Regions from separate parts of the Homo sapiens genome. Here regions 2, 3 and 4 are each linked to region 1. A link is an interaction called in ENCODE POLR2A ChIA-PET data of the cell type or tissue named here. Cell type or tissue: HepG2. All regions are shown on one strand. Links, peaks and the distances in the headings refer to the core of each region. The heading gives the core; the rest is flanking DNA. Region 1 overlaps GRK5 (G protein-coupled receptor kinase 5). Region 2 overlaps GRK5 (G protein-coupled receptor kinase 5). Region 3 overlaps GRK5 (G protein-coupled receptor kinase 5). Region 4 overlaps GRK5 (G protein-coupled receptor kinase 5).

What was found. Peaks named below come from ENCODE experiments on the same cell type or tissue, not always from the same donor. Only the 100,000 strongest peaks of a DNase experiment are listed, where the experiment ranks them.
Region 2: POLR2A ChIA-PET joins it to region 1 with 20 read pairs; 17 of 35 experiments call an interaction of 5 or more read pairs at or near these places.
Region 3: POLR2A ChIA-PET joins it to region 1 with 20 read pairs; 7 of 35 experiments call an interaction of 5 or more read pairs at or near these places.
Region 4: POLR2A ChIA-PET joins it to region 1 with 20 read pairs; 5 of 35 experiments call an interaction of 5 or more read pairs at or near these places.

Annotation. Positions count from the first base shown.
Region 1 is chr10:119,250,301-119,256,167 of GRCh38, forward strand. The region is part of intron 1 of GRK5 (G protein-coupled receptor kinase 5); the gene reads left to right. Among named protein-coding and RNA genes, the nearest start is that of GRK5-IT1, 45 kb to the left of the region's middle. In HepG2, for the core only: CTCF peaks have their summits at 1,851 and 3,216; DNase peaks (open chromatin) are centred at 1,881, 3,421 and 3,711; H3K4me3 peaks cover 1,472 bases.
Region 2 is chr10:119,314,125-119,319,991 of GRCh38, forward strand. All of the region lies in intron 1 of GRK5 (G protein-coupled receptor kinase 5), which reads left to right. Among named protein-coding and RNA genes, the nearest start is that of GRK5-AS1, 22 kb to the right of the region's middle. RefSeq lists enhancers at 619-1,818, 877-926, 993-1,287, 1,057-1,106, 1,311-1,944 and 6 more. In HepG2, for the core only: no CTCF peak of the experiment used is centred there; DNase peaks (open chromatin) are centred at 1,627, 2,827 and 3,177.
Region 3 is chr10:119,320,629-119,326,495 of GRCh38, forward strand. The region is part of intron 1 of GRK5 (G protein-coupled receptor kinase 5); the gene reads left to right. Among named protein-coding and RNA genes, the nearest start is that of GRK5-AS1, 16 kb to the right of the region's middle. In HepG2, for the core only: a CTCF peak has its summit at 1,706; a DNase peak (open chromatin) is centred at 2,533; H3K4me3 peaks cover 1,014 bases.
Region 4 is chr10:119,407,567-119,413,433 of GRCh38, forward strand. All of the region lies in intron 4 of GRK5 (G protein-coupled receptor kinase 5), which reads left to right. Among named protein-coding and RNA genes, the nearest start is that of MIR4681, 33 kb to the left of the region's middle. In HepG2, for the core only: no CTCF peak of the experiment used is centred there; DNase peaks (open chromatin) are centred at 705, 1,805 and 2,535.

The sequences.
Region 1 (5,867 bases), core at 410-5,409:
CAGTTGTGGGGGCCTTCATACAACTTTCTTTGCCATTCTCCCTAATTCCAGGAAGGATAAGGCAACGTCAGAGATAGTCATTTTCTTTAACTTTTTCTTTTTCTTTTATTTGAGGCAGGGTCTCGCTCTGTCACCCAGGCTGGAGTGCAGTGGCGTCATCACAACCTATTACAACCTTGATCTCCCAGGCTCCAGGCATCCTACAGCCTCATTTAAATTTTTTTTTTTTTTTTGTACAGTCAAGGTCTCACTTTGTTGCCCAGGTCTTGAACTCCTGGACTCAAATGATCCTACTGCCTCGGCCTCCCAAAGTGCTGGGATTACAGGCATGAGCCACTGTGCCTGGCCCTACACCACATATTCCATCCACACTTTTTCCTTAAGTCAGCACCTTGATGACTGGATCAGAGCTACACACAAAATTGGAAGTGAACGTTGGAGAAAGTGGCTTAGTCATGACCTGTGTTTATCTCCTCTTGCTCTGAGTAAAGAGGATGTGTAATAGAGTATGTTACTATATTTTTCATATCCCGATGCCATAGCCTGTGCTGCCCAGTCACACTGAGAACAATGCAGTTCTCATAGATAACCCGTTGTTGGGTGATATGTCTATTTCTAGGCATCTCCACGCTCTCCTATCGAGGGCCTTTGCAACAGTATTTCCCATGTTCCATCAGCGCGTCTGCAAAACATGAAGCAGCTTCATTCACCCAGAGACTCCTGACCTTGTGCATGAGGGGAAAATGTTTCTGGTTTTGTGTGTGTTTTCAATGACGAACATTTGCATTCTTTCCTCCCCTCACTTTTTTTTTTTCTCACGTTGACATTAAGAAACAACAACAAAACGCTGCTTGCTCCCAAACTGTTTGAATTTAAAACTCTGAATCTTAATTTGCATAGACAGTAGTTCTTTACAAGGAATGTGAACCATTTGACAGAATTTCCTGAAGGAACAAAGAGCCATGATTTCCTGATTAAAACCATGTTAAAACAAAAAGCAGACTATAACCAAAAGGCTCTGTAAGAGTATTTCTTGTTCAATCAGATTTCAAAGGCAGCACAAGCTGGATGTTTATGGCATCACCAATGCCTTTCTGTGATGCCTGAGCTTTTCAAGAACATACTCAGAACTTTGTCTTAAGCCTGTCTTTACTCGGAGCTGTCTCCCGAAGCCTTGGCCTTCCTCTCCGCAGCTTCAGTTACTGAGTCACTGGAACAGAGGAAGAAGCCCAGGCTTCCATTCTGACAGGCTGCGAACATTTATCTGGAGTTGTAATTGTCATACTCCCACGTTATTTTCTTGCTGTCTTCTAAAGCGATGATGAAAGATGTCTGGGGGAAAGAAAATAAAACAAAAAACCTTCTAGCATCTACACACCTAAAGCAGGGTTTGTCAACCTTGACACCGTTGCCATCTGGGGCTGGATAATTCTTTGTCATGGGGGCCGGCCTGTGCGTTGGATGATGTTTAACAGCATCTGTGGCCTTTAGCTTCATAGTTATGACAACCAAAAATGTCTCCAGACTTTGTCAAATGTCCTCTTGGGGGTAAAATTGCTCCTGGTTGAGAACCACTCGCCTCGATTTTGGTGGTCTAGAATTTGCAAGCTGCTTCTCCGCCCTGTGCATATCCAATCCTCAGCCCTTCCACTAAGGATTAGAACTTGATTTTCTTCTTTTCATCCCACCCTCCCTGCCTTGAGATATTGCTGCATCTGGACAGATGTGCCAAGTACAATTCTGGCTCAGGTGACTGAAGTCTAAGTCAGACATATGTCTTCACTCTCCCTGACCATCCCTCTTGCTGCTGGCCTGCGTGGCGTGCTCGTGCCGATAGGGGCAGCTGTGTGAGTAGCAGGACCATCCTGGAGACAGCCATGCAAAGGGAAACCATCTGGGTGGGGTGAGCTTGCCAGCCCCAGCTACAGGTCCTGGTGGAGTTGACAGTTGATGGATCACTGTGCTGTGACCTCTGGGCAGCCCAGGCCTGCGACGGGCAGAGAGCTGTCTTGTTTCTCCTTTTGGAACCTGAAGGGCAGAGACAGGGTGAAGTTGCCAGGAGAGGCTTTCAGCTGGATCCTAGGGGCCAGCGTGCAGCCCTTTCCCAGGGCTGGGGGTAGGGGAGAAGTGTCTCTCTCTGGGCCGTGTGGATGGGCCAGAACCCTGAGCTGGGTGCAGAGGGCTACGCTGGAGAGGCGGGGAAGGGCACTGGACCGGGTGTCTCGAGACCTGGGCATGGTTTTAGTTCTACCCCGGGTAGCAGCACGATCTTGTGCAAATAGTGTCTTCCTTCTGGTCCTCATGTTTCTCGTAAAGCTGACTTCCAACTAGAACAGTCTACCTTTCTATTTTTCTCCTGATTTGTAGAAAAAGATGGTGCTGTTAAGAGACGGAAATGTGGCCTTCCTAAATTTGCTTTGAGTCCTGAGTTCCTGATTTGGGGGCAAGTGTCTGTGAAGGGCTTGGGGTCACTCTGTGGCTTTTGCCTCATTTTTATGGGTCGTAGAGGATACCTCAATAAATAGCATTTTTCTTCCCTGAACAAATTGAGAGATGAGGCCATGGTTGAAACTTTGAACTTTGGAACTTGCCCAGATGTATCAGGTCAGTCACCCTCCTCCCCTGGGGCCAATAAACCAAGTGTTCCAAAGGCCAGGTGGTCTTAGGGAAAATGATGGACCCTGAAGGGTGAGGGTCATGGCCAGTGTGGACTACAGAGGATCCCCTAGCCACACTGGAGAGGGGACAGTGCCCTGGTTTTCCTGATACGCCCCCTTAGTGCTCAAGGCTGGTTTCAACCCTGCTGTACTAATCTGCTGATGAGGGAGAGTTGGTGGCTCAGTGGTGACAGCACAGGTTTGACAGAGGGTGTCTACACCACCCAGTGCCCCCTTGAGCTCACATCTGAGGGTCTGTTGAGATTACAGAGGCCCTTGATAGAGTCCGAAATTTGAAGGACAAGCAAGGAAGATTGGAGCATCTGTGAACTATCTCCAGTTCAGCATTGCATTAGAAAAGGAATTACATCAGGTCACTGATGTCTTCTCCTAACTCAGTGATCTCCACAGCCCCCTGGATCCTGCCAGGCCTGTGGAGAAGAGGGACAAGCCAGCCTCCCCACCACCCCTGCCCTCCGTTCCTTTTATATTTAAATCAGAAGCTTAGGCTCCTCCGTGTAGCTGCTCTATTTTTCATGCCTCTTGCCTGGGTCTAAGCCCTGGAGCTTAGGGTGCTGTGATATGCTTGCGGGATGCTGCCCCACCACGGCTGGAACCAGGGCTTCAGCCCGGCGCACACCCAGCTCGTTTGGAGGTCACGGCTCACCATAAAAATGGTGTGAGTGGCCAGCTCTTTTTTCACTGTGGCTCTGGGCAGCCCAGCCCAGCTCCGGGGTGGATGCAAGGCCTGAGAGTGAACTTTGTTGTGAATGATGACACAATTCCAGAAAAATGCAGTGTCTCCCAGATACGGCTTCTGGAGCTTTGCCTGGGGTGGGGGGCTGGAGGTTGTTTAGTGTTTGGGTTCCTGGTGGTTCTTTGCCCCAGGGGTGTGTGTGTGTGTGTGTGTGTGTGTACACATGTGTGTGCGTGCATGCTTTTTCATGAGGCACACTTATTTTCAGATGTTCACATGGACTCTTTTTGAGATTCCCCAGGGGAAAAGGAGAAAGTACAGAAAGCCGTGACACCTGATGGAAAATATTACGCTTTAGTCAACAGGGCTGATGTGTCTCCTCTGACTTTGCCTTTAAACCAAACCACACCACAGCGGGGAAAGATGAGCCACACATGAGGCCTGCTGGGCCGGTGACTGTCCCCTAAAGTGGGACTCTTGTAATTCTAAGCGCCTTTGAAAAATGCTTTCAGAATCATCCAGTACTTGAGTTGTAGGGGGCCTGAAAGGTCATCTTGGCCCAGTGGCTTGTTTTAAAGGAGGAGGAAACTGAGGGCCAGAGAGGACCTATGACCCTCCCAGGGTTGCACAGCTAGAACTCAAATCCTGTCTCTTGATCCTCAGAGAAGGGTTTGGTCTGTTCTGTTCTGCCCTACTTTAGTTTTTAGACAGTGTATTGTGATAAGTTTTAGATTTTTTTTTTTGTACTCTGCTCTTATTCATTCAACAACTCTGGGGATTTACTGGGGAACAGGCAGACCTGGTCCTTGTGCTCAGGGGGCTTACAGCCTAATGGGAAAGGCAGCTTGGAACAAGAAACCGTGCATGGGATTTGTAGCGGGTGTGGCTATCTTATTTCTGGCCAGTATGGGGAGGGAGAAGGGGTGGGAGTTGATGGCTGGGGCACGGAGGATGTCATTTCAGCTCTGTGGCCTGGGTCAGGTGCCCAGCCCAGCAATCTGAGTGTGGATGACTCTGGACTATTTCTCCAGGAGGAGGTGGGATTCACAGGCAGAGACATATCAAAACAGGGACCTTGGGATGTATGATGTATTTTGTAAGAAAAAAATGGAAAAACAGGCCGGGCACGGTGGCTCACGCCTGTAATCTCAGCACTTTGGGAGGCTGAGACGGATGGATCACCTGAGGTCAGGAGTTCGAGACCAGCCTGGCCAATGTGGTGAAACCCCATCTCTACTAAAAATGCAAAAGTTAGCTGGGCATGTTGGCAGGTGCCTGTAATCCCAGCTACTCAGGAGGCTTAAGCAGGAGAATTGCTTTAACCCAGGAAGCCGAGATTGCGCCATTGCACTCCAGCCTGGGCGACAGAGCAAGACTCAGTCTCAAAAAAAAAAAAAAAAAAAGAAGGAAAAACAGAGTAGAGCAGGAAGCTCTGTGTATGTATGCGCAGGTAAGGTCGTCAGGTGGGAGGAGGCCAGGAGATGAGCCATTTGGAAGCCCGGAGGTGGCCTTGACTTCCCTGATGGGAGGAGAGAGAGCTGCTGGGAGAGATAGGATCCAGGGAGGGGTGTGGCACAGGCTTCTGGAGGGACAGCAGCTATGGCCAGAGGTGGATCTCTTATTCTCAGGGGTATCAGGGACCCAGGCTCTTTCCACTTGGAACACAAGATAGCAGGGGCCTTTGTCACCAGCAGGATGGAAGCTGACACACAGGACACCCCTTCCAGGAAGCTTTGTCACATCGACTTCACCTAACTCCAATGACCTCTCCCTTCTGAGTCCCTCTGCACTTAGAGGCTCTTTCTGTTTGGACTGAGTGGTGGTTTTGGAAAGGCTCTTGTGTGATTTTCACTGGCGTGGACTCTTCCCCAGATGCTCACTTTGTACTAACACCGCTGGCTCATTATCACAGAGTCATGGAGCAGGCACTGAGACTCAGAGAGCTCTGTGGCTGCGCAAGGTCAGGGTAAAGGTGGGACTTCAGCCTCACCAGACTCCAGAGCCTCTGGCCGTTCCCGCCATGCCTGCTGCCCCCTGTCCTGGTGTGTTTTCTGCCCATTCTCCCAGACACGGGCTCCTTGAGGGACAAGGTGGTGAGTTAGCCCTCTTGCTTCGAGCCATCATTTATCATGGATTGTGCTAGCAGTCGTAGGTACACAGACGAGCAAGGCCTGGCTTTGCCCTCGAGAGCTGACCGGGTTGTAGAAGCTGGGATGCAGGGAGGGCTCTGGGCCCAGGGAACAACCACTTGAGGCAGCCAGGGAAGGCTTCTTGGAGGAATGACACAGGAGCTGGCTTGGGCTATATAGTCTCTCACTTTGCTGAACTTCCATTTCCTAGTAAGTAACTTGGATATGACTGTGAAGTTATTGCAACCATTGTGTAAAATAGTTATTCAAGCAAACCAGTTTGAAACCCTTTGCAAATAGAAGACACCGAGACTTGGTATTGACAGTCCTCTGTCAGGAGAGGATCCCAGTCTTGGCCCAGCCTCCACTGCACACTGTCCCAGG
Region 2 (5,867 bases), core at 367-5,366, 64 kb after region 1:
CTGGGGTGTATGATGCCCCGGTTCGCATCTACCCCGTGGCTTTTGCCCCCACTTTGGGTGGAATCCTTGAGCATAGCAAGCCCCTGACTGAGCGGCAGGCGGCCAGCAGGCCCAGAAAGGGTTCCAGCCCCTCTCGCCGCCTCCTGGCCTGACAGTTCTGGCAGCTGCTCCCTGGCCTGGCTGTGCCCACATCAGAGTGTCAGCCCTTTGAATGGAACCTGGGGCTGGATCCTGCACAACTCGGCCCATTCCTTAGGTCTCTGAAGTGGTTCTCCTCATGTGAAAAGAGCCAGTCCCCACCAAGTGGTGAAGCTGGTGGTGCCAGCCGCGGAATGCACCCTTGGACAGGGAGAGGCTCTGTGCCCCCCAGACCACCCCACTTCCCTCTCTTGCCTGCCACCTGGGGTCCTATGCTCAGCTAGGAAAGTGCGGGATACACTCAAAGGCAGCAGGACCATGGCGCCTAAAAGCTCCTGATGCTTCCTGCCCCAGGGAACAGTGGACCCATGCCATCCAGAGGCACTGCACAAGCCCCATCTCGAGAGATTCTGGGTCACAGGTATTTTGGCAGCCCTTCATGTTTTCTTCTAAACCTCTCAATCTGGGGATAGTTACTGGGAGCAGTCTCCTCCTGACGCCACTAGACCTTGACCTCGCAGCTCCAGCACTCTGGGGCAGCGTAGTAATGGAGGAACCGAGGGCAGGATGAGGACTGAGGCTGGATTCCCCATGATTCTGGAGATTGTGCAGAAAGGCTGTGTAGAGAAGGTGCACCGAGTCAGGGACCCAGGCAGGGGCTGGCTGTTCTCAGAAGGTGAGAGCCATAGAGACAGAACGAGACCCTTGGCCTGTATCTGCCCCACTCCATCCCTTCCCTGCCTTGCCCACTCAGTGGGCTCCCCATCGTCTGTCTCACTTATGGGGATCTTCAAGAAAACTCTTGACAGAAGCGGCTCTGCGCCCTGTCCTGGTGTAACCCTCCTGGATCTCAGGTGAAGAAACTGAGGCCAGAGGGGTGGTGCTTTCTCCTACCCCCGCCCCATACCAGGGGCCTGTCTCCCTTTCACAGTGGTTGCCAAGTGCATCGGGTTGGAGAAAGTACCCTACAGGCTGAGGTCACCTCAATACACTTGGCTGGAGTCATGTTGCTTCTGAAAAGGCTTGAGTCACTCGGTGACGCAGCCCCTGATCAGGCCTGTAATTGGGATCTCGCCTTGTTCGGGCCTGGATGAAAAGAGACTTAGAATCAGTGAGAAGCCACATGCCCACCTCATCAGTTTCAGCTGGAGGTGCCTCTCTGGGGGTGGCAAAGGTGGCAGAGCCCTGGTGGATGGAAAATAAGCATCAGTGGAGGGGAGGGAGGAACAGGAGGCAGTAGACACAGGGGTAACCCATTCTCATCAGAACAGCTGGCCGCCTCCACTTTGCCCAGGCCAGATCTGACTCTGAGAACACCCACAGCCTCCCCACGGTGATATTTTCTGGAAATCCAGCCCTGCTGGCAGCACAGTGGGAGCTGAGTCCTGAAAGCCCACCTGGGTAGAAAAGAACTGGATGGAGTCTTTAGTCCTGCAGACATCACAGGCAGAATTGTGACACTGCCTTCCACTCTGCAGATGAGTCATCGGCCTTTTGTGGCTGGGAACGCGGTAGAGTGATCCTTCCACATGCAGTCACTGCGACACCTGAGACCCTCCCAGACTGATTCAGTTGCGTTGAGAGCAGCTTCTCCGGTTTTCAGGGCTTTCCTTCCTCCCCCTCCAAATTCATAGTCGAAAGACCCCGCTTCATGACATAGTTTGGGTTTCTAACAAATGTGGTCCCCTGCATTAGCATAATGCTGACTTTTCTGAACCACAAGCCAGTTTCTGCTGGGAAGTCCTGGGGTCTCTGTAACCTGTGCCCCTCGCTACCCCATGTCCTTGTGCCTTTAACCAGCAGTGCCCCCAGACTATTCTGGAAATGGGGGTGATAGTTTCTGTGGCCCCATTCCTGCTACGTCTGGTTGTGCCTGGCCCCAACCCAGGGGCTTCTGCTCTGAGCTGAGAGCTGGGCTGGCCATGCCATGTCACCCTGCCCTCTCCATACAAGGACCAGACCCACTGAATTGTTTCAAACTCTAGAGTCACCTGTGACATGTGGCCTGGAGAGAAAAGATGAGTTGGCCAATCAGATTTGCTCCTTGAGCCTTTGGAATCAGGATTCTGGGAGATGGGTAGTGAGCTGGGCTGAAGGGTGCTGAAGGTTCCTGAAGACATAGCAGCCTCAACAGCTGCAACACAGTTCTAACTACCCAGGATTAGTGCAGACATCACAAATGAAGAGCACAGTCTTCACAAGACCACCCTCACTCCAGGCACCTGCCACAAGGGTGGGGGTCCCCAGGCCACTGGCACTTCTGACCACGGCAACAGATTCAGGGATTCCCCTGAAGCTCTCAGGTTGGATAATTCGCTAGACTCCCTCGCAGAACCCAGTGCAGCGCTACACTGACAATTACAGTTCTATTGTTGCAAAAAGATACCCAAACCCTTGACAGGGAGAGGTGCCCAGGGCAAGGCCTGAGAGTCCCAGATGTGAAGCTGCCATGGATGTGCCACCTCCTGGCACATTGGTGTGTGATTACCAGGAAGCTCACCCAGGCCTCAGTGTCTGGAGTTTTTACTGGAGCATCATGATTTTGGCATGATTGATGGAATCACTGGGCACATGGTCGAACCCAGTGTCTGGCCCCCCGTCCCTCCCTGGAAGTCAGGGTGATACCACGTGGCCCAAAGCCTCAACCTTCTAATCCCATGGCTGGTCTCTCTGACATGCCCAGCCCCCCTCATGAGTCATCTTGTTAGCGTAAACTCAGATATGGCTTCAGGGGCCTACCATGAATGAAAAAGACACTCCTATTACTCAGAAAATTCCAAGGACTTAGAGACTACCTCTCAGGAACCAGGGACAAAAGCCAGTCAGATTCTTTATTATACAGTGACAAGTTGGGGCCTATGCAAAGACGTGAGAGTGTCCTGATCTGTGGAGATGCCAGGAGTCTGCCCCAGAGGAGTGTGGCCCATGGGAAAACAGGCCCCCACTTATTCAGGGTCCAGAAAGCACGGCAGGTCCACTGCGGATCCTGCCTTCCCATCCCCAGGGATGACTCTCTTTTCTCTGGGATCTGTAAACAATAAAGGTCCAAGGGTCACCAGAAGGCAAAGAGGCATTCAGTAGATGGGTGTGTGTGTGTGTGTGTGTGTGTGTGTGTGTGTGTGCCCAAAATAGGTGTGAGGCTTGAGGTGACTTCTGCCCAACTTCACAGGGAGATGATCAGGGCCTGGGGGAGAGTTGGGGGGAAGCGGCCCCTGAGGCTGTCTCATTGGCCCGGACCCCTCAAGGCCGCAGCTGAGCAGTGCTCTCCCTGCAGTCTCCCTTAGGCTTTCCGGTATAGGAGGGGCCTCATACGGTTTGCCCTGCCCCTGTGAGTGGCCCTATTAATGGCTTTAAGCCTGCCAGGCATCCTGCTGTGAGAAGAATGCCTGACTCAAGTCAGGCAGGACGCAGCGACCTTGTCAGAGTCAGAGCCCAGGATCACCAGATTCTGGAGCTGGGAGGAATATTTTTCAGTCAACTTTTCCAAGCGTGTGTGTGTCTCTTCAGGTCCTTTTTAGAAGACGTAGACAGGGCAGAAATAACAAGTCAGAGAGGAAGAAATTCCTAGAAAGAGTGGTCCCGTCATTCCTTTTCTCACTGATTTCCAGGCACTTTCTCTTGACTTACAGCAGTGGTTCTCAAAGTGAGAGTGCATCAGAATCACCTGCAGAGCTCATTAAGTTACTGATGCTGGCCCATCCCCAGAGTGTCTGATTCTGTAGGTCCAGGGTGGGGCCCAGGAAGCTGCATTTCTAACTGGCTCCCAGCGATGCTGATGCTGCTGGTCCAAGGACCACCGAGAACCACTGACTTAAGGGCAAGAAGGAAGCTCCTTCCAACAAATGCATGGAACCTTCCTCAGTTTCCCCCGTGGAACCTTTCTCTGATCGATTGCACATTTGTCACCAGGGAGGAAAAGAACATTAGACTAAGAGTCAGAACAGCAGAGCCCTGGTTCAGGTTATGATACACACTCCCTGATTGAGGCAAGGTTCTTTCCTTTCTGGGACTCTATTTCTGAATCTGTCAAACGGGTTCAATACTAGGACCTACGTCACGGGGGTGATGTGAGGATTGAACTAGATGACATGTTACTGGTGCAAATTCCCTGACTCTGAGGGTACAGCAAAGGCCATATAAGCAGTCCAGGGTCAGTTGTTTTGCACAGGTCTATCCCATCCCTCCCAAGGATGGTATGTGAACCTGTTGGGCTTAAAGGAACCCAGTAAGTTAGACCTTAGACCGTCCACATCACCAGTATTGCGGGCTTTGTCAGTGTCCTTTGGAGGAGGGGGCTGGGCTGGCAGTTCCACTCCACTGTGCCAGGTGATCACAGGGCTCTGGGGGCTGTAGGCCGCTCACTGCTCAGAATCCATCATCGCTGCACCCCAGCCGCATCCCACTGGGCTGACACTGCCACAGGGACAATGCCTTCCTGGAGCTCAGGTCGTCCCACTGCCCTCCCCACAAGCACTGCACCTCCCCCATCCTCAGCTTCTCCCTTCTGTTCTCCACACCGGTTCATTTCAGCCCCTGCCTTGAAAACACAAACACCACTCTCAGAAACAGCAAAGGCAACAAGAATAACAGCAAGCCAGTTTCTTCCCCCACCAAGACAGCCTCTTCTCCCATGGCAGTTTTTTGGGTGGAATGATACCGTTATTCTTCCCTGGGTTAGCCACAGGAGCAAAAGAAACGCTTTAGTCTCTCAGTAGCTCACTGTGACAAGTGCTTGGCCCGTGCTTAAGAATCAGTGGCTTTTTATTATTACTTGGCTTCTGCCTTCCATCAGGCACTCCTTTCCCTGATAGGACATGCCCTCCTCCTGCGGGGCCCCCACCCTCCTTTGTTGGCCACTCTCCTTCCTCCTGCCCTGCCTTCCCCTTAACATACTTCCCCAGTCTGGCAGGAGGGCACCTGCTGGAGGACATCGCTGGCAGCTGGCAGCCGAGGGGGCCCCCAGGGCTGGAGAAAGCAGGAGTGAGAGTGGGATTGGACAAGCAATGCCCTCCCTAGAGTCTGTCCCTTCTAAAGGGCCAGTGGCAGCCCGAGCCATGAATCAGGGGACACGCCATCTTGCTGTTGTCCGCCTTTCTCCAGGTTTTGTCTTGGACTCCTTCCGATCCGAGGCCACCTTGGTCCTCTGGTGCCTTCCCCAGAGCGGGAGCCCCCCTGATCGGCCCTGGGCCTCGGTCACTGCCATTTTCCCTTGCCTGGCGGGGCAACCCTTCTCCATGCAACCTCTCCTACCTGCCTGGCTACAACCCCAGCTGTCTTGCTCATCTTTGCTCTTTGATGCATGGAATGAGCTGGATGAGGTCAGGGACCATGTCCTCTTCCCTGACTCATTACGGGTACCTGGAAGGTAAACCCTGAACAGCAGAGGATCCTTTGGGAAAGCAAATAAAGCCGGAGGCTCCTCGGGACAGGAAATAGCGGTGAGCCAGTGCCAGCAGAAGATTGTGCTCCCGCCTGGGTGTGTGGCTTATTCCCTGGCTCCATTAATTCCTCTCCCTGAGCCTCAGCTTTCTCATCTGTGAATAGGGTCAGTACCTCCTGAATGAGGGCCAAATGTACAGTGCCCAGGTCAGTGCTCAGCCCAGAAGGCTGGCAGGGAGGGAGGTTGTCATTTATTCCTGCAAGCATTCATGCCTTTACCCAGTCAGCCAAGTAACTTAATGGAAGCTTGCAATTAAACAAGAATTAGCTGCACCCGCCTCCTTCCCGGG
Region 3 (5,867 bases), core at 525-5,524, 70 kb after region 1:
GAGAAACATTCGGAAAGGTAGGAAGAAGGTGCTCCTGGCAGAATGAACAGTGAGTGTAAAGGCCCTGAGAGCAGAGGCAGGGAGGGAAATAAAGCTTAGGAAGACAGTCACCGAGGCCCTGAATGGGACCAAGGAGAACGGGCTGAGCCTATGGGTGGTCAGGCCTGGGAACTGGCCATTCCTGCTGCTGGGACCTGAGCACGGGGGAGGTGGGAGGTGATGGCCCCAGCCCCTTGTAGGCCTAACACCCCTCCCCAGCAGTGAGGTGGGCCTAGGGCAGCGGGGGCCGTAGGGCCAGGTCACAGGAGGAATTTTTACAGTGGCATGGCTGGGCCCTGCCCCCTCTCAGGATACAGAGAAACAATCAAGTCCTATGAAATAATAAACAGTGCCAATACTTCAGTTATCAAATATGCAGCTTCACAACCCCGCAGCAGCTTGAGAGCCAAACATTTGTCTAGACGTGGTGCCTTCTCTGAGGCAGGTTTTGTTTGTTGTTAAGAAGTGAAACCTTCTCCCAGCCCATCTGAGTCAGGAAGGTTGGGTTTATTTCATGGCACTTTTAGAGGAACTGGAAGCCAGATATGGGGTGAGAGGCCATTCTGGGGTCTGCTGTCATTTAGGGGGATCCCCTGCTGAGAACATCCTCGTATTAGCTTCCTGTTGCTGCTGTAACAGATTGCCACAAGCTAAGTGGATTAAAACACCACACATTTAGTATCTTACCGTTCTGGAGATCGGAAGTCTGACGCACTCTCAGTGAGTTAAAGTCAAGGCATCAGCAGGGCTGTGTTCCCTCTGGGGGCTCCGGGGAGAATCCTTCCTGGCCTGCATGCCTTGGCTCGTGGCCCCTTCCCATCTTCCAAGCCAGCCAATGGCTGGTGAGTCTTCGTCACATTGCATCACTCTGACACTGGTTGCTCTTTCTCCCTCTTCCACATTTTAGGACCCTGTTGGTGACAGTGGGCCCACCTGGATAATCCAGGATTATGTCCCTATCATTATCCATAATCTCATCCACAAACTTAATGCTCATTTGTCATGGAACCTAACGTATTCACAGGTTCTAGGGATTAGGGCATCCCTGAGGGCGTTATCCTGCCCACCACAGTCCCCCTGCCCTATTCTGGAAGCTGAGGAAATAGGGTTGAGGAGGAAAGTGAGCCCAGGCCGTAGCTGGAGAGTCTGCACCCTCGGCTTGGGGCTGCCTCCAAGTGGCTTACCTTTCCCACCGCCTCCAACCCCACCACAGCTGCCCCATCACTAACAGATCTCCCCCAACCCCTGTTCTTTTCCTAAATGTTGGTAAAATGGTCATTAAGTAAAGCAGCATTTTTTCCACATCCCTACCCTTGACTTACTTTTTCTTTTGAGATGGGGTCTTGCTCTGCACCCAGGCTAGAGTGCAGTGGCATGATCATAGCTCACTGCAGCCTTGAACTTCTGGGCCCAAGCAATCCTCCTGTGCGCCACCACGCCCAGCTACTTATTTTATTTTTATTTTTAATAGAGACGGAGTCTTGCTATGTTGCCTAAGCTGGTCTAAACTCCTGGGCTCAAGCAATCCCCCCATCTTGGCCTCCCAAAGTGCTGGGATTACAGGCATGAGCCACCACATCTTGTCCCAACCCTTGACATTTTAGAGCCAACCATGCTTTGTTCCAGGGGTCTGTCCTGTGCACAGCGCAATATTTAACCACATCCTTGGCCTGCACCCACTAGCTGCCAGTAGCACCTCTCCACCCAGTGGTGACAATTAAAAATGTCTCCAGACATTGCCAAATGTTCCCTGGGAGGCCGTCGCTGGGGTTGGGAACCACTGAGGTAACGCGTTGGATGTGTCTGTCTTCCCTGCTAGCGACACTGTGTCCGGCACCTGCAGAGGGCCTGCCGCTTAGTATGTGCTCAACACATATTGGTTGAACGAATCAGTGAACCTATGTTAACTTTCTTAATGAATAAATCTATAAGTGTGCATGTATAAAATAGACTCCTGGGTTCCATAGACTGGCTGCCTGAGAGTCACCTGGGGATCCTTTTAAGAAGTCACATTCCTGGGGTCCAATCACAGAGGATTGGGGTACAGCCTAGCAATCTGTATTGTCAAGAGTGCTTCATCAGTTCCCCCAAAACTTAAACATATATACCATATAATCCAGCAATTTCCCTCCTGAGTATATACCCAAAAGAATGGAAAGCAGGGACTTGAACAGATACTTGTTTGCAAATATCCATAGCAGCGTTATACGTAATAGCTAAAAGGTAGAAACAGCCCATGTGTCTATCCACAAATGAATGATAAACAAAAAGTTGTATACCCATACAACAGAATATTATTCAGCCTTCAAAACAAATGAAGTTCTGACACATGCTCCAACATGGGCGAAGCTCGAGGACATTACGCTAAGTGAAAGAACAGACACAAAAGAACATGTATGATTCCCTTATACGAGGTATCTAGAGTAGTCACAATCACAGACATGGAGTGTAGGAGAGAGGTTGCCGGGAGCTAGGAGGAAGGAGGGAATGGGAGTTAATGTTTAATGGGTTCAGAGTTTCAGTTTGGGATGATGAAAGAGTCCTGGAGATGGAAGGTGGTGATGGTTCCACAGCAATGGGAACGTCCTTAATGCAGCTGACTCGTTCACCTAAATAATGGTTAAACTGGTACATTTTATGTTATGCATATTTTGCCATATGCAAAAAATGGTGCTTCATGCCTGCCAGGTCTGAGAATCAGTAGTGTGCGAGAGGAATGGGGAGCAGGGGATGGACCCGTCGAGTTCTAACGACCCTCCCAGGCCTTGCAGCTGCTGGGATGGGGACATCAGACTCTGCTGAGCTAGGGTTTAGGCTGATTTCTTGAGAGGGTGGCCCTATCTGGGCGTGCACAGAAGAACCTCTAGGCTGCCTGAATGAGGGCTGCGGCTAGATGAGGATTGGCTTGTCTGGAGGCCACATGTGCTGTCCCCCGGGCAGCTGCTGCCCAGCTCCGGCTGATTCTTGCCATGTGGGGTGCCTGGCTGTGGGAGAGACGTCCAAGGTCTGGATTTCGATGTGAAATCTCCTCATTTTTATTTATTTCAATAGTTTTGGGGGAACAGGTGGTGTTTGGTTGCATGGAATGTTCTTTAGTGGTGATTTCTGAGATTTTGGTGCACACGTCATCTGAGCGAGGTACACTGTAGCTAGTGTGTAGTCTTTTATCCCTCACCTCCCTCCTCCCCTTCCCCCAAGTCCCCTGAGTCCATTATATCATTCTTGTGCCTTTGTGTCCTCATCTGAGCTCCTGGGAATCTCCTAATTTTTCAATGTTGGCAACTGGTTCAGTGAACAAGCAAGCAGACAAACAAGCCACCTAAGGGTCACACTGGTGACCCTGCGGGCCTCCGGTCTGGCTTGCAGCTTTTCTGGGAGCTCACAGGCTGGGTCCCCAGCTAGATCCTTGCTCCTGCTCCCGTCATGGCTGCCGCGTCACTCCTGAAGTCTGACACCAGCTTTCTCTTTGATCCTCTGAGAATTTCTCTTGTATTCAGGGCACCCAAAATGGTGGTTTACAGAGAGAATAGCAAGAGCCAGGGCCCAGGGTCTGGATTCTGCTCAGGCTGGGGTCTTGGCTCTGCCAATTATGAGCCACGGGGCCACAGGTGACTTGCTACCTTTCCCCCATGCCTTGATTTCCTCATCTGTCAACTGGGTATATCATAGTTCCTGCCGGCCAGGTGCAGTGGCTCATGCCTGTAATCCCAGCACTTTGGGAGGCCAAGGCAGGCGGATCACTTGAGGTCAGGAGTTTGAGACCGGCCTGGCCAACATGGTGAAACCCTGTCTCTACTGAAAATATGAAAAATTAGCCGGGTGCGGTGGTGCACATCTGTATTCCCAGCTACTCGGGAGGCTGAGGCAGGAGGATCGCTTGAACCCGGGAGAGGCAGAGGTTGCAGTGAACCGAGATCGTGCCATTGCACTCCATCCTGGGTGACAGAGTGAGACTCTGTCTCAAAAAAAGAAAAAAAAAAGTTCCTGCCTTGTAGAGTAAGGGTGAAGCCTGCAGGTGAGGGGCTTGGCCCCGGGCAGGGCCAGTGCATGGCTGAGCAGTATGCGCGTGTATGTTTATATGTACATGAAATGTGTGTGCACTTGTGTGTGTGGCCCCCGTTGGCAGAAAGAGTGAGCGTGGCATGGGTGATTTCTTCCTCAAAGAGTCATTCTGAGGATTAAACAAGATAATGTACAGGTGGAGCCTCACCACGGCAGGTGCCGCCTCACCACGGCAGGTGCCCAATACGCATTCCTTCTGTCCCTCGGAGTGTGAGGCCTTGGCCGTCTGTGGAGATTTGAGAGGAGGACACTGGGCTAGTTGGAGAGGAGGGAGTTGGGTTGAAGATGCAATGAGAGGAGAGGAGAGAGACTCCTCCCCATCAGCACTCTCTCCTGCTTCCTGGAGCAGGAGCAGAGTTCTGGTCCCATTCTCAGAGGCAGGTGCACTGGCTAATCAGGGCTATGACCTTGCTTTCCAGGATAGCTTGGATGACAGTTAAGAATCCCCAGTTCTGTGCCTACTTTTAAACACATGCTACCTTGTTTTCCCTCCTTTCAGCTTTGGGAGGAAGGCCTTACTGTCTCCACTTCATGGATGAGGACTCAGAGAGGGCGGGTGCTTGTCCAGGCTTGCCTAGGCAGCAGGGGATGGCCACAGGGCCAGAGCAAGGTGGAGGACAGGTTGGGCTGGCTGGGAGAGGGCTGGAGCTGAGTGCCACTGGGCTCCCCTGGGTTGCTGGTGTGCAGAAGGGGCCTTGTCCTGCCCAGCTGGTTCCTGGGAGGGTGACAGAGTGGAGGGGCTGCATACCCACCCGGAGCAAGCAGACGAGCTACATAAAATCCTGATAACCAAGGGGCACAAAGGGCTCCATGACCTGTGGTGAGTCATGGACAGATGGTGGCTAAGCGCCACTGTAAGGGTGGAGAGTGGGTGACGGCACCTTGGTCCCCAGGAGCCCTCTGGCCACATGGCACAGCAGTGCCTTCAGGTCCAAGGCCCAGATGCTGGTGGGCTCAGGGACACTGAGGCCCAGAGCTTCACCCCATCGCTGTTTGCGCCTGTGCACCCTGACACCTGTCCATCATCCCTTGGACCAGGAGTGCAAGGATGACGGGAACACCTGTGTGCGCCTCATGTGGTTCTGCACGTTACACGTGACTGTTCATTACATGTGTTCATTACTAGTGCACATTCATTGTGCGTGTGCATGTTCATCATGTCCACGTGCTCAGTACTCGTGTGCACTGGGGAGGATGTGAGGCAGGGCGGGCCCCTCAGGAGTCCCTCCTTCCTTCCAGCCTCGGAGACTCTGGGGTTTGTGAGGAGCAAGAAGAAGGCGGTACTTGACAAGTGGAAACTGAAGTTCTTGTCCCCCAACATCTAGCCTCCAGCTGGGGAAGGAGACTCTCCACAGAAAGCAAGAGGACAAAACGAGGGCCATGAGGGGCCATGGGCACCTGCCTGTGCCTCTGCCCCACAGGGATGCCCCAAGCTAAAGGGGATGTTCAGACGTGGCAGGCCTGGCCCCTGCTGTGGGAAGGCTGTGGTCTAGTCTAGGGGAACAGCCGTGGGGGATGCCTGGTGTGGGTGGGGTGCAGGGGAGCCCTAGGCCTCACTGCTAGGGGGCCGGGGTCAGGCAGGACTGTGCGGGATACTGGGGCTCACAGCCCACCTGGGAGGAAGAGTGTGTGTGTTTGTGTGTGTCTTGGGCTGGGGGTGTGTCACTGGCTTGGCCTACAGCCCGTCCCTCTGTCTCTCAGCCCAGGAGGCTGGTGGGCAGGCTCACTGCGGGGACGCCGCAGGCTCTGGAGCCTCAGCCAGGCAT
Region 4 (5,867 bases), core at 248-5,247, 160 kb after region 1:
GAGGTGAGAGAAAATAGCATTAATTTAGCACCTACTGTATGCGACATGCTTTATAGCTTTAGTGCATTCTATCTTCATGACTATCCTATGTAGTAGACACTATTGTCCTTGTTTTACCCAGGCAGTCAGAGTTCTTTAGCTCATAATGGTAAAACAGGGGAATTGAAAACAGGGAGGCTGGGCATGGTGGCTCATGCCTGTAATCTCAACACTTTGGGAGGCCAAGGCAGGAGGATTACTTGAGGCCAGGAGTTTGAGACCTACCTGGGCAACACAGCGAGACCCCCATCTCTACAAAGAAAAGAAAACTTGGGGGGCTGGGTGTGGTGGCTCACGCCTGTAATTCCAGCACTTTGGGAGGCCAAGGCGGGCAAATCAGCTGAGGTCGGGAGTTCAAGACCAGCCTGACCAACATGGAGAAACCCCATCTCTATTAAAAATACGAAATTAACCGGGCGTGGTGGTGGATGCCTGTATTCCCAGCTACTCGGGAGGGTGAAGCAGGAGAATCGCTCGAACCCAGGAGGCAGAGGTTGTGGTGAGCCCAGATTGCATCATTGCACTCCAGCCTAGGCAACAAGAGTGAAACTCCATCTCAAAAAAAAAAAAAAAAAAAAAAATTAATTAGGTGGGTATGGTGGCGCATGCCTGTAGTCCTTGCTACACAGGAAGCTGAGGTGGGAGAATCACCTGAGCTCTGGAGTTCAAGGCTGCAGTGTGAGCTATGATTGCACCACTGCTCTCTATCCTGGGTGACAGAGCAAAACCCTGTCTCAAAAAAAAAAAAAAAAAAAAAAGGCAGAAAACACAGATGCAAACAGATACTAGTGTGCAAATATTTATAGCAGCATTATCACAATGGCCAAAAAATGGCAACAACCAAAGTATCCATCAACGGATGAATGGATAAGCAAAAGTGGTCTATCACTACACTGCAGTGTTCAACCATATAAAGGAATGAAGCGCTAATACATGCCCCAATGTGGATGAACCTTGAAAACATTATGTGAACTGAAAGAAGCCAGACATAAAAGGCCACATATTGTGTGATTCCATTTCTATGAGGTATCTAGAATAGACAAATCCATAGAGGCAGAAAGTAAGTTAGCATCTACCAGGGGGCACGTGGGAGGGAGGGAGTAGGGAGTTGCTGCTTAACAGGTACAGAGTGTCTGTTGGGATGATAAATATTTTTGGAACAAGATAGAGGTGATGGTTGCCATGATGAACGTAATGAATGCCACTGAATTGTACACTTTAAAATGGTTGAAATGGTGAAGTTTATGCTATGTCTATTTTACCACAATGAAAGAAAAAGAGCAAGAAAAGAGTGGAATGTAAGCTGGCCTGTCCGATGCTGGAGCCTGTGATCTTTCTCTTCCTCTGCGTTGTCTTCTTGAAAGTTAACCAAAGACAAAAGTTCCCACTGAATCAGCTTCCCAGGTGTAGCAGGGGGCAAGCAGCAAGGCCGGGGAATGAGCAAGCCCCGGAGGCGGTGTCGGGCTGACGTCCAGAGGCTGTGCATGCCAGCGCCCTCCGGGGCCCAGCCCAGCTCCTGACCCCCAACCTGGGCCTCGGCTTCCACTCTGCGCTGTGTCCTTAGCATCTTCTCACGTCACAGTCTCCTGCGCGGCATATTTCATGACTGTGTAATTGTCCTTCAAATAGACACACCCCACCCCTCACCAACCTTTCCTGGAAAACAAATTGTCTTTGCCCACAGCCTGATTTCATCTTGGCGCCTCCTGACGCCCTTGAGGCTGATGTGCCTTGCTGGAGCTCCTCACAGTGGGCCAGGGCAGGCCCATCTAGGTCCTTTTTCCTTTCTCATGACCATCCAGGTCAGAAAATTGGAGGTTCCTTTGATGCTGGCAGAGCTGGCTCTGCCTCTGACCCTGTCCTTAATGTGTGTGCATAGTGTTTCCTGTCCAGAATGCCTCTCTTTTGGAGTGGCGGCAGACAGAAGACTCAGCCACAGGCTTCCTGAGGGCACCCCCAACTCTGTCCTGGGTGGCAGTGATCCTGGTCCCTGTGGCTTGGCAGGCCCTCCCCATCCGTGGACCTTGGGCAGAGAAGTGGCATCACGTGGCTGAGGTGAGGGGCAGGTTCTCTTGAATTTCCTGGCTCGTAGGAGATTCCTGCCCCCTGCCCCCCAACCCCTTTATTTTGCAGCCCGAAGGGATGAAGTCTTCACTGGAGAAAAATCCAACATGATTTCGGATTGAGGAGGGTGGTGGGTGTTCTGGAAGAAGGAAAGTTGGCGGGCCCTGCCCTCGCCTATCACGCACAAAGAATGAGGGACACTCCCCACCGTTTCCCCACCGTGAACATCCCCAGCACCTCAGGGCCTGGGCTCCATGTGTCAGTGACCTGCATGTGGTTGCATTGGCCTGAGCGGAGCTGGCTGCATGCAAACCACTGGCCAGGAAGAATCCCACTCCTGCTGCTGCTCCTGCAGCTGCGCCGGGTCCCGCGAGCCCCCGCGTGCGCGGCCTGTGTAAACAGTGCGTCATCTCCTGTTGCACACTTTGGGCCTGCGGGTCACGACCAGGGATTATCAAATTGACAGAGCTCAGCTGGCCTCTCACTCCACGTCCGGGCACATTGCATTTTGTTAATTATCGTCTTTTGCTTTTGACGTAAAGGGTCGGGGTCTGGGTCAGGGTCACTGTGTATTTTCCTTTCCTTCTCATTAAAGTTGCCCAGCTCTCAGGGCCCCCAGTTAAATTCTGCCAGCGTTTAAAGATATCTTCCCTCGCTTCCCGACCCCTAAGCGCACTTCTTCCTTATTTCTGTGAAGCCACTGGAATAGCAAAGGAAATGTGGGTCAGGGTCTTTCAAACCCAGTCCATTTTATTTTTCTTGAAGGGCTGCAGCTATTTCTGAAGGGCTGGGTTTTTCTACTTTGTTGGCCCAGAGAACATGACACGCTGGGTCTCAGGCTGACCAGGTCAGCAGGGCACTGTGAAGGGGCTGGAACCACCCCCGACGCTTTGCAGCCCCAAGGCAAGGCTTGCTCCCAGCACTTCCCAGCCACACGGCCCTCACTTGGTTGCTCATAGCCCTGAGCCTGCTGTCTGCCTGTGATCCTCAGTGCAACCCTACCATCTGAAAGGGGTCTAGAAAAGTGTCAGTTCTGCCATTAGGAAAAGTGAATTCATCCAGAGCTCTAGTCTTGGAAGAGTTCCTAGCGCACAAATGGCATGAGCTGGAGGATAGAAGGGTCCTCCCTATTGCCTGGCTAAACCCCCTTTACCCTTTGGGCCATGATCAAACCTCTCCACAGCCGTGGAGCCACCTGTGTCTAAAGAGGCCACCTCTGTGAGCGCTCTCTCCTAGGTGCTGAGGGGCTGTGACCTGCACTCTACAGCCTGCAGTCCTTGCTGACCTTGAACTCCTGCCATTGGCCAACAGAGTTGGTCTCTGGGGTCCTTAGGGTGGACCTCATGGCCTGGGCACAGAATGGGCACTCAGGGAACCCGTATGGCTGATGGACCCCAGCTGAAGAAGCTTTCCGACTGGTCACTGGAGCAGTGGCCCCACCTCCACCTCTGCTCACAAAGACAGCTCCCATGCCTTGAAGTCTCTTCCTGGCCTGGTGGAAAACCCAGCTACCCTCATGGTCACCACCAAAGAGGTACAAGAGATCCTCAGCCAAAGAATTAAGGAGGTTGCAAGAGTGGTGGTGTGTGTCTGCACCATGATGGAGTCACAGGCCTTTCGTGGATGCTGGTTACTTCTGAACACTGTGTCATGGTGTCACTCCCACTTTCTCCTCCGCCAGACACACAAGACTCCAGAGAGCCCAGAGACCCCTTAGACTCTAGGTCTTTGGACTGTTCACCAAGGAAAGATAAAAATGGCAGACTGGATGCCATCTTCCTAAAGGCATCATGGCCTCTGGAAGGGCCCTGGAGAGGCCCCTTTGAGAGTTGGAGACAAGGGAAGATCCAGAGTTTCTTTGAGGGGGGACTGAAGCTTAAATAACTTGCTGAGCATGCTTTTTAAGAAAAAGAATAGGAGGTTAGGTACAAAAGTGAATATTGAGAAGGAGAAAAGAAATCACAACAAATTACTGAGGGCTTGGAGATTCATATCCTTTTCATCTGTGACCTCAATTTCCCGGAAGTGCTTCTGTAGAAATGCTCTGTCTCCCAAGATAGAGCATTCTGTAGCTCCCAGGACTACAAATAAAGGACTACTCCGTCTCAATTAACAAACAAACAAACAAAACCCTAAAGCTTCGGCCTCCTCAGCTTCATTGCAGATCTGCTTCTTTTTTTTTTTTTTTTTTTTTTTTTTGAGATAGAGTCTTGCTCTGTCGCCCAGTCTGGGGTCCAGTGGTGCGATCTCGGCTCACAGCAACCTCCACCTCCTGGAGTCAAGCAATCCTCTCGCCTCAGCCTCCTGCATAGCTGGGACTATAGGCATACACCACCACGCCTGGCTAATTTTTGTATTTTTAGTAGAGACGGGGTTTCATCATGTTGGCCAGGCTGGTCTCGAACTCCTGACCTCAGGTGATCCACCTCCCTCGGCCTCCCAAAGTGCTGGGATTCCAGGCGTGAGCCACTGCGCCCGGCCTCAGATCCGCTTCTGATTGGAGGCTGTGCCCACCTTCATGGGAAACGGTGAGCATCACCTTCCTTTGAACTCAAAAGAGGCACAGTGAGAGCCTTCCAGCCTCGATCACAAGGACCTCTACCCACAGGCTGCCGGTCCGGTGTGTCTCTGCCTGGCAGGGCTGTGCCTGGCACGGTGCCCGGGCCGTGCAGTCCATCGCCTGGGCTGACCACGAGGACACCCCGGTGAAGAGCTGGGCGTGCTTGGGCCGAGGGCTGCTGGATGTTGGCATCAGGCCCAGGGTGGAGGGAGGGACAGGCCACGAGCCCGCACAGCTCGTGAGCGTGTGGCCGGACTGATTTATTTTTCTCCCCAGTGACCCCGAAAACCAAACCCTGCCTTCTTTCCTTTGGTCTGTTCTTGTCTGGGGCTTGTGGATCACGTCTCCTGCCTGGCCATGGACAGAGAAAGGAACCACTCCAGACGGACGTGAGGGTGTGTGGCAGTGGCTTTTCCACATGGCCCTGAAGGTTTTGATTAAAAAGGTGGAAGAATGGTGCTTTTTCTTCCTGTCAGCCAGGCCTTAAATCAACCCTCAAGTGAGGAAATGCTCTCTGCGCCTGCTGCTCAGCAAACCTTTTTCTCTGGTTGTGACCGTATGAGCATGTTTAATTGCAAGCCAGGGTTTAGGGTTGGAACAGCCCCCATTCGCCCCACCACCCTCTGCTTTCCCCACCCCAGACCCCGTCGCTGCAGCTGGGTGAGCAGGGCTGAGTGAGCTCAGGGAATCGGAGCTCGGCGAGACGAGGGGAGCTCTTGGCCGTGTGAAGAGCACTTGGAGGCCTCCTGCTCACCTGGCCTAAGCCCCTGATTTTACAGATGGTGAATTCGTCTGGATTCTTGGCAGCAAGTGGCAGATACTTTCCTCCCAGTTGCTCAAACAAAGAGGGAATTTACTGCAGAGATGAGGAGGAGGGCGTTCTCTCCTATGGTCAAATGAAACCATGAGACCGACACGGCGGTACCTAGGCTGGGAACCCCCGAACCAGGGCACTTCTCCCCCACCCAGCAACCCTATCCTACAGTTTCTTCCTGAGATGGCCACGGCCCCTCCATCTGGTTTTAATTAAGAAAATTCCTTAGCACTGTGATTGGCCCAGCATGTTACAAAGGCAGGAGGCAGAGCAGATGACCCCATAAAGGACCTTCTGGTGGACAGACCTGCTATTCTCTATCTCCTTCTTTCCTGCTGTGAACGTTCACACTCATGCACACAGGCGCGTGCACACACACACACACTTATC